Linked DNA regions of Homo sapiens: region 1 is linked to region 2. A link is a contact called in ENCODE Hi-C or POLR2A ChIA-PET data. All regions are on one chromosome and are shown on one strand. The core of a region is the stretch at or near the end of the contact, and the rest is flanking DNA. Distances in the headings are between cores, read along the strand shown.

Region 1 (4,379 bases), core at 1,615-4,114, 300 kb before region 2:
CTTCCCCAGAGCCTAATGCCTCCCACGGCTCCCCACTGCTGACCAGAAAAATCGTAAGGACCCAGCTACTCATGAGGGGCCTGTCAGGAGGAGTCTATGTGCAAGTCCATGAGTTCTGCAAGGCCAGGGCCCCACCTGAACCATCCAACCTCCTGGGCCTGGCTTACAGTTGGTGCCTAATAAATGACTGTGCAGGAATGATGGGCCTGCAGGTAAGACAGGTGAGACAGGCCAGATGACAGCCTCAGTTACCCCTTCCCCAACTTTGGGAAGGTGGTCTCAGCCCTCAGCAATCCTAGGACCCCTCACGGAGGCTGTTGGCAGGAAAGGACTCGTCCCAGATGCTGTGTCCTCGCCTGACCTTGTATTCTGCCCCACCTAGTGGCCCTAAGGGAGGCTGAGGTACTGAGCTCTTGGCTGTGACTAAGCGGAAGGAAGACAGAAAGGAGGGGTGATACTGGGGCCCTAGGGTTTTGCTTCTCATTTCTCTCTTTCCAAAGCACAGTTAGTTCCCAGAAATGAAGGTACCCAGAAACAGTGAAACTCTGGGCTTTCAGGGGCACAGGGTCCCCCAGTCTTTCCACCCTTGGAGGCACCACCAAGGGCCTGGGTAAGTCCCTAGCCCATGTCTACTCATGGAGTACTTGGGGCAACCACACTGGAGCCTGGTGGGGCTCCCAAGGACCTTTCAGGAGCATGTGGCCCAGATTGATTTGCTGTGACAGATGCTGGGTGGGAGGTGCCGGGAGCCTCAGGCTATGGGGGCTGGAGCAGTTGGGGCAGACCTCCGGGAAGGGAATGGTCACGTGGGGCATCAAGTGCCCCAGATGCCCCACCCCACAGGAGTTCCTTTCGTCCATCCTTTCACTCTTCCTCTTTTTTTTTTTTGAAACAGTCTTGCTGTCGCCCACGCTAGAGGGTAGTGAGGTGATCTCAGCTCACTGCAACCTCCGCCTTCCGGGTTCAAGCGATTCTCCTGCCTCAGCCTCCCGAGTAGCTGGAATTACAGGCATGAGCCACCATGCCCAGCTAATTTTTGTATTTTTAGTAGAGACAGGGTTTCACCATGTTGGCCAGGCTGGTCTTGAACTCCTGAGCTCGGGTGATCTGCCTGCTTCAGCCTCCCAAAGTGCTGGGATTACAAGTGTGAGCCACCCTGCACGGCCCCTTTCTTTCTGGCTTCCTCCTCCCTTCTTCCTTTTCTTTCATTTTTAAAACATTTTTTTAAAATTATTATTTTTAAATTTTTTTTTTTGAGATGGAGTCTAGCTCTGTCGCCCAGGCTGGAGTGCAGTGGCATGATCTTGGCTCACTGCAATCTCTGCCTCCCGGGTTCAAGCAATTCTCCTGCTTCAGCCTCCCGAGTAGCTGGGATTACAGGTGTCCACCACCACACCCAGCTAATTTTTGTATTTTTAGTAGACGGGGTTTCACTGTGTTGGCCAGGCTGGTCTTGAACTCCTAACCTTGTGATCCTTGGCCTCCCAAAGTGCTGGGATTACAAACGTGAGCTACTGCGCCTGGCCTATTATTATTATTTTTGAGACAGAGTTTTGCTCTTGTTGCCTGGGTGGGAGTACAATGGCGTGATCTTGGCTCACTGCAACATCTGCCTCTCGGTTTCAAGCGATTCTCCTGCCTCAGCCTCTCAAGTAGCTGGGATTACAGGCGTGAGCCACCACACCCGGCTAATTTTTGTATTTTTAGTACAGACGGATTTTCACCATGTTGGCCAAGCTGGCCTCGAACTCCTGACCTCAGGTGATCTGCCTGCCTCAGCCTCCCAGAGTGCTGGGATTACAGGCGTGAGCCACCGCGCCCGGCCTAAAATTATTTTTTTAGAGACAGGGTCTGACTCTGATGTCCAGGCTGGAGTGCAGTGGCGCTATTATAGCTCACTGCTGTCTTAAACTCTTGTGCTCAAGTAATCCTCCTGCCTCAGCCTCCCGAGTAGGTGGGACCACAGGCATGTGCCACCATGCCCAGCTCATATTTTTAATTATTGAAAAAAAAAAAACCCAATTTTAAAAACCACACACAGACTCAAATGGGCACAGCACCAAATTATGACACATTAGAATCCTTCCTATGTGCTCAGAGAACAGGGTTTGTGCTGAGCTTGAGATAAGGCTTCTCTTGCTGTCCCTGTCAATCAAAGAGACTGCAAGGTGGGCTTCAGACACAGTGCTAGCATTTGTAAACAATTATCTGTGAGAATCAGCGGTCACTTTGTCCTGTGCTACCAAAATCAAACACTGAAAGAAAATGGACATTGAGACCAACATAAGACTACAACTACCATCCCAGCCCCCAGTTCAAACATTTGTGTTCATTGCTCTTCGCCCTGATGGACTGTATGCTAAGAAAGAATTTGCACTTGCAAAATACATTTTTGCTAACTAGATGCTCATTTTATCTTTTTAAAAATATGTATTTCAGTTGCACATGAAATGTACTTTGAAAGAATGAGCTCCAAAGTTCTGGGGGGCTGAGACAGGCGGGCTGAGTGAAATGATGAAGAAACAGTGGCTTTCAGTGCGGGCCAAGAGAGTAGTGAGCAATGGTCAGTTATTGAGCTGTGGAGTGCCTTCAACAAGGGTTTTTAGACACATCCATCTGGTGCCTCATCCCAGAACCTCACAGGCCTAGGGACCTGAAATGCTCCCCATGACAAGGCAAACTTCATATCCTCACATGCTGAGACAGACTCAACTTTCAGTCTGGAACTGGGCTGGGTGTCTGTCAGTCCACGCCACCCATATCCGGAGTACATCAGAGTCTGGGTTCAGTGGCAGCCACTTTCGCTGCCCTCTCCTGCCCCACACCTAGCGCTCTGCCTGGCCCCTTTGCTGTGGGCGTGAAAATCTGGCACCCGGGCCGACAGGGAGAGAGCTCAGTCTGCGTCTGCTGCTTTCTGTTTGATTCATCACTTTCCCCTTCACCCTGGAGCCCACGTTGGCTGTGGGGCACCTAACTGGCTCCTGAGGCCCCTCTGGGGGGTTGAGGCCCTGGGCTGCATTTGGCCTCGGCAGCCTGCTCACGCCTCTCCTGACTGGGATGTCAGAGGACTAGGTTCAAACTCCAGCATGGCCAGCTGCTGGCTGTGTGACCTTGGGCATGTTAAGCCTCAGTCCCTTCATCCATACAGTGGGCCAAGGAAGGGATCCCTGATGTGCCAACAGATGGATTTATGACCACGTGTGTGCAGCACCTGGCACTAGTTTACACACTGCAGATGCCCGGTACTGTTGTCGCCAGCACTCAGGTCTAGGAGAGTGGTCTTCACAACTCTACCTCAAGGGTTGCCTTTGGACTGTGTCCCCACATGGTCACATTTGCATCTCCAGACGCCCCAATGCTGCTTCTCGGATATTCTGAAGGCATCCTACACTGTCAAGCTCCCCGACTGTTCCCCCCAGCACCCCAGTCTCCAACTCAGGGTGGCCCCATTTCCCCCAGGTCCCAATCAGATCCCTGGGCCCACTGTGGTCCTGGCCATCTCACATCCAAACCCTCAGCAATGGTTGTGAGTCAGTTCTGTTCCAGAATATCTGATGCCACTGCTACAGACCCCAGCCACCTCCAGACCCTGGACAAGTTGCAGCCTCCTGCCCCAGCCCCTTTTTCCTGGCAGCCAGAAAGAGCAGCCTCAATGCTTCTCTAACCCTGTAACTCAGCTCAAAAAGCTCTTTAGGCCCCTGGTCCCCAGAAATGCATTCAGAGCTCAGCCAAGGGGACCTCTCGGCACCACCTCACCCCTACATATCCCTACCCGCATGTCTGCAGAACTCCAGGCTTTTGTCCAGACTGTCCCTACTGCCTGGTATATTCCTGTCCTATCCGCCCCTCCTCAAGCCTGGTGTGATGACTAAGGCCTCCAGCTCCAGGTCACTCAGCCTATGCCAGAATCACAGCTCAGCCAGCCTATGAGCAAGTTTCTTAGCCCCAGTTTGTTTCTTCGTCAGTATAACGAGAGGGTTCACAGCCTCCATCTCTGAGGATGTCATGAAGGTTGAGTAAGATAATCCTGGAAGTACTTGGCGCAGGATGCACCATATTCTATAGGACCCTCCACTTGGTATCATCTCCCTGGTGCCTGACACAAAGTAGGTCTTGAGAGACTGAGGCCCTGGCCCTATACCTCAGGAGATGCACCCAGGAGCAGCTGCAGGTCTTCTAGAAAGCCCTCTAGGGACAGCCCTGGAAACCCTTGCTCCTGCTCCAAGGGTCCACAAGCCCAGGTAACTTCTGCGCTAAGCTCTGCAGGGGACAGCCCAGGACCTAGTTATGCTGGCCTCAGCGTCTCTGATAGTCAAATGGACACCAATGGCAGCCTCATCCTCCCTTCCTGTCCAGCTATGCAACCTGACCTGCAACTG
Region 2 (5,060 bases), core at 963-3,462:
GAAGACCTTGCCTAGGGGTTGGTCCTAATCTAGGCGTTCTCAGCGGAAGGCCCTGTCCTGGAGCATCTGATGAGGGAGGCATGGCTTTGCCCTGGAAGATGTTGAGGGGTAGGGAGGCCCAGCCTTTGGAGTGCTGGCCTGAGGGGAGATATTCTGAGTGGAAGGCCTGAGAAGCCACTCAGAGACTCGATACAAAGGGGCCCTACTTGGGCTGGGTGAGTGTCTCACACCTATAATCCCAGTACTTTGGGAGCCTGAGATGGAAGGATTCCTTGAGGCCAAGAGTTCGAGACCAGCCTGGGCAACATAGTGAGACCCCAACCTCTACCAAAAAAACATTTGAGACAGAGTCTTGCTCTGTTGCCCAGGCTGGAGTGCAGTGGCACCATCTCAGCTCACTGCGGCCTTCACTTCCTGGTTCTAGTGATCCTCCCACCTAAGCCTCCTCCCGAATAGCTGGACTACAGATGCATACCACCACACCCAGCTAATTTTTATATTTTTGTAGAGATGGGGTTTTGTCATGTTGCCCAGGCTGGTATTGAACTCCTGGGCTCAAGTGATTCTCCCGCTTTTGCCTCCCAAAGTGTGGGATTACAGGTGTGAGCCACTGTGCCCAGCCTAAAAAATTATTAGCCAGGTGTTATGCACCTGTAGTCCCAGCTGCTTGGGAGGCTGAGGTGGGAGGATTACTTGATCCCAGGAGTTCAAGGCTGCAGTGAGCTATGATCATGCCACTGCACTCCAGCCTGGATGACAGAGTAAAACCCCGCCTCTAAAACCAAACCAAACTAGAGAGTCCCTACTGTAGAGTTAGAATCAGATTGTGACAGTGAACCAGAAGAGTTTCTTGAATGTGGATGTGTGCCCACATGGATCTGGCCAGCCCAGCACTGGCTTAGCAGCTCTCTGCCTCCAGGATGACCTTGTGCAGTCCATTGGTGTGAGTGCAGCACTAGGGGCAGCCGGCGTGGTGCTCTGGGGGGACCTGAGCCTCTCCAGCTCTGAGGTGATCATTGCCCCTTTGAGCCTGCCATGTAGCACATGCTGGGGTCCCAGGGTGGGGGACGGCCATGTCAAGATTATAGAGCAGGCATATTGACACATATCTTCCCTTCTCCTCAGGAGGAGTGCTGGCATCTCCATGACTACCTGGTGGACACCTTGGGCCCCTATGTGATCAATGTGACCAGGGCAGCGATGGCCTGCAGTCACCAGCGGTGCCATGGCCACGGGCGCTGTGCCCGGCGAGATCCAGGACAGATGGAAGCCTTTCTACACCTGTGGCCAGACGGCAGCCTTGGAGATTGGAAGTCCTTCAGCTGCCACTGTTACTGGGGCTGGGCTGGCCCCACCTGCCAGGAGCCCAGGCCTGGGCCTAAAGAAGCAGTATAAAGCCAGGGCCCCTGCCACTGCCTCTTCTTTTCCCTGCTGCCACTTTTCCAGTCCTGGAACTACTCTGTCCCACTCTTGCTCTATTCAGTTTACAGTCAACCCTCCCAAGCACACACCCCGCTTCCCTTGGAATCCCTGAGGGGTAGAAGGGGCCAGAAAAAACGCTTATAAAACCAGAGGCCCTCTGAGATCATGTGAGTCCTCCATGGCAAGGAAGCAGTTCCAGGGAGAGTCAGGTTCCAGCTAGTTAGGGCTGCCAGCCTAGGGCTTTGTGCCTACACCTCACTAAGCCCATGGAGAGGTCACAGATGGGCCGTGCACGGGCAGATGGGCCCCAAAAAATCTTGGCGAAGGTCGGTAAAGTGCTAAGCTGTTGTCTGCACTCTTTCATCATAAAGTCACTTTTTTCCACTGCCTGAGGTTTGGCTGTTGCTCCTGTTATCCCAAGCTCTAAGCCCTTCCCATGGTCCCCAGACCCAGGCAGGGGTAGGTCTCGTCTGGAGTGTCCCGCTGCCAAGTGCCCTGAGAAGCCAGTCCTGCCTTGGTGCTCCACTGAGGGACGCTTCGGAGTTAACCACCGTGCACTTGTTCCCGACGCGGGGCTGGGGCGCGCGCAGGGCATTGTGGGTGCATAGTTCAGCCAGCGCGTCGTCGGCTGGTGGGCCCCAGGCGTGGACTACCATTCCCATGGTGCTCTACGCGCAGCTAGCCGCCGTCGCCTGCGCGCTCAGGCCTCTGGGATTAGTAGTTTTAGCCTCGTGGATGTGGGCCTGAATCGGATGGCCTGGAACTCGCCTTCCCGGCGACCTGTTTGGCAGGGCGGGGCGCCTCGCGAAGATGGTGGCGCGCGTGGCGTGTGGCTCCCGTCGTCTGGCCAAGTCTCAGCGCAGCGCACCGGCCGGCGTCTCGTTGGCCTGGAGCCCACACCCACCGGGTCCCTGACCCCGCGCCCCCCGCGCCCGGTTCCCGGCATGCCTCGCGCCCGTAAGGGCAACACGCTCCGGAAGGGTGGTCAGCGCCGTGGAGGAGGTGAGTGGGGTGGGGGGCGCGGGACAGCTGTATGAGCGGCGGGCGGGGGTCCTGCTGGATCCCCTTGGTTGTTCTCGAGGGCCCTGGGTGGGGAACCCCCTCGGCCAGCCCCACGCAGCTTCCCATAACTCTACCGAGGCTGGCACGTGCCCCAGCAGTCATTGGCCACGTGCGTGCCCAACTTGAGCTCGCTGCCCACTGCCTGTTGGGAGTCCGCGCTCCCAGCGGTGACCCGGCCAGCCCCTCCGGGCCTCAGTTGCCTGCTGGGTGGACAAACTCACCGGACAGGGCAGGAAGCCAGTCCTCTTGCCAAACCCTGATCCTTTCCTGGACTGGTCAAGGAAGTTGGCGGGAGTCCTGGCCTGCTCCGGTGAAGAGAGGGAGGGGGCTCTGTTGGGAAGCTACCTGGTTAGGGCCTTGGCAGCTTGGCAGGCCTGACTCCACAAGGTAGCTGAGTATCCTGGAGCCTGAGGCAGTCTTGGGACTCGCTTATCAGCTTAGACCAGGAGCCTATCTTAATGCGTTAAACACATATGTTTACTCTGCTGGGATGGGGTGCCTACCACGCACAAATTTATTTATTTTTATTCTTGAGGGGGAAGGGAGGAGGGCCGGGCACAGGAAGGAGGAAAATACCTAGGCACAACTTTAAACTGGTCACCACCATGGTGGGTTTTGGGTGGGGGACATCTAATAGGGTGTGGAACATGTTCACTGAGTGGTGTCAGCCCCAGACTTAGGACTCAGGGAGGCCTGGGGGGAAGTGCTTCTGGGTGAGTCCTGAGAGGATGGAGAAGAGAGCAAGTTGTACAAAGACCTGGCAGCTGGAGGGACCCCAGCGCAGTGGAGTGAATGAGGGAAGGCTGGGCTGCTCCGGCAGGTAGAATAGTAAGATAAAATGGGAGCAGGCTGGGCGTGGTGGCTCACACCTGTAATCCCAGCACTTTGGGAGGCCAAGGCAGGCAGATCACCTGAGGCCAGGAGTTCGAGACCAGCCTGACCAACATGGAGAAACCCTATCTACTAAAAATACAAAATTAGCTGGGTGTGGTGTCGTATGCCTGTAATCCCAGCTACTCGGGAGGCTGAGGCAGGAGAATCACTGGAACCCGGGAGGCAGAGGTCGCAGTGAGCCGAGATGGCGTCATTGCACTCCAGCCTGGGCAACAAGAGCAAAACTCTGTCTCAAAAAAAAAAAAAAAAAAAAAAGGTGGCGGGGAGCAGAGGCCAGTGCGCAGGCTGGACTTTGTCCTGCAGATGAGGGGTGTGAGTAGTTCTTAGAAGTAGGGCCAGCCTGGTGATCACACCCTGTCCAAAACTCTGCCACAGCAGCCAACCTTGCCAATGTCAGCCCTTGGCCCTGGACAGACCCCACACACAGGAGTGCACCAGCCCTACTGAACTGACCCTTGGCTTTGGTTTTTCATCTCTGAGAGGGACACCATTCTATCTTTTGGGATTATGAGGTCGAGTGAGGTACCCCCAGCCATCCCTCATCAGTAGAGGCAAGTTGAGTGTCCTATTCCACCTTCTCCAGGTGCCCGGAGCAGTGCCCAAGCTGACTCGGGTTCCAGTGACGATGAGGCAGCCAGTGAGGCCCGCAGCACCGCCAGTGAATGCCCCAGCCTTCTCAGCACCACTGCAGAGGACAGCCTTGGTGAGAGCGGGTGGAAGTTTGACAGGGGCTTGGTGAGGGCTCCATGGGCTGAGGACAAGAAGCGGTGCTGACCAGGTGGCCTTGCAGGGGGGGATGTCGTGGATGAGCAGGGCCAGCAGGAAGACCTTGAGGAAAAGCTGAAGGAGTATGTGGACTGTCTCACAGACAAGAGGTACCCCTGGCTGCCAGCCAACTCCTACACCCAGCTCCAAGTGTGATCAAGGGAGGGCTGGCCCATATGACCCCCCTTCTCGACCTCCCCCAGTGCCAAGACCCGGCAGGGTGCTCTTGAGAGCCTGCGCCTGGCCCTAGCGTCCCGCCTACTCCCCGACTTCTTGCTGGAGCGCCGCCTCACGCTAGCCGATGCCCTGGAAAAGTGCCTCAAGAAAGGTTGGACCTGGGGGTGTGTGGGAGACTTAAACTGGGCAGACACTGGCCCTTGCTGCATGGGCTGACTGGAAAGCATCCCACAGGGAAGGGCGAGGAACAAGCCCTGGCTGCTGCTGTGCTAGGCCTGCTCTGCGTGCAGCTGGGCCCTGGACCTAAGGGTGAGGAGCTGTTTCACAGCCTGCAGCCTCTGCTGGTCTCTGTGCTCAGTGACAGCACAGCTAGCCCTGCTGCCCGGCTCCACGTGAGTGTGCCTGTGCCCCATGAAACCCTTCCTGCACCTTATCCCTCAGCAGAGTGGTGGGTTCCCCCTATCTTCAGCCTCCTTTACTCTGAGGGGAGTGAGCTCCAGGGCTGGGAACCCAGGTTCACCCGCTGACCGTGGCATTGCATTGCCCTTCTCCCAACAGTGTGCTTCTGCCCTTGGCCTGGGCTGCTACGTGGCTGCCGCTGACATCCAGGTGAGGGGTCTTTGGGCACAGGTGGTAGAGCATCTAGGGCTGTAACTCTGCCTCTGAGCTCCCCTGCCTCTCTGTGCTCCTAGGACCTGGTCTCTTGCCTTGCCTGCTTAGAAAGTGTTTTCAGCCGGTTC

The links. Hi-C counts contacts between places; a loop is a spot of excess contacts on that map. ChIA-PET counts read pairs that join two places held with the same protein, here RNA polymerase II (POLR2A). Pooled maps may share reads with other maps.
Region 1: a loop to region 2 is called in a pooled map, with 4 times the contacts of the local background. The contact joins the enhancer-like site here to the promoter of IFRD2 in region 2. A Hi-C loop is called at or near these places in 6 of 50 pooled maps. POLR2A ChIA-PET finds 5 or more read pairs at or near these places in 5 of 52 experiments (CD4-positive, alpha-beta T cell, H1, PC-9 and 2 more).

The regions. Positions count from the first base shown.
Region 1 is chr3:50,587,061-50,591,439 of GRCh38, reverse strand. HEMK1 (HemK methyltransferase 1, mitochondrial release factors N(5)-glutamine) reads right to left here. Exons shown (of 11, transcript NM_016173.5): 11 at 1-4,379. Among named protein-coding and RNA genes, the nearest start is that of HEMK1, 20 kb to the right of the region's middle. RefSeq lists enhancers at 503-612, 633-722, 793-852, 863-982. Within about 2 kb of position 2,864, at least 8 of the 41 ENCODE cell types and tissues checked have a DNase peak (open chromatin) inside an H3K27ac peak, as active enhancers do; they include CD4-positive, alpha-beta T cell, where a contact is called at or near this core.
Region 2 is chr3:50,289,581-50,294,640 of GRCh38, reverse strand. IFRD2 (interferon related developmental regulator 2) reads left to right here and starts at 2,212. Exons shown (of 12, transcript NM_006764.5): 1 at 2,212-2,424; 2 at 3,962-4,081; 3 at 4,169-4,253; 4 at 4,347-4,471; 5 at 4,555-4,712; 6 at 4,879-4,929; 7 at 5,013-5,060. The coding sequence starts at 2,367. It overlaps HYAL3 (hyaluronidase 3), which reads left to right. Exons shown (of 4, transcript NM_003549.4): 3 at 920-1,009; 4 at 1,126-1,809. The coding sequence ends at 1,395. RefSeq lists enhancers at 778-1,333, 1,724-1,913 and a silencer at 2,294-2,503.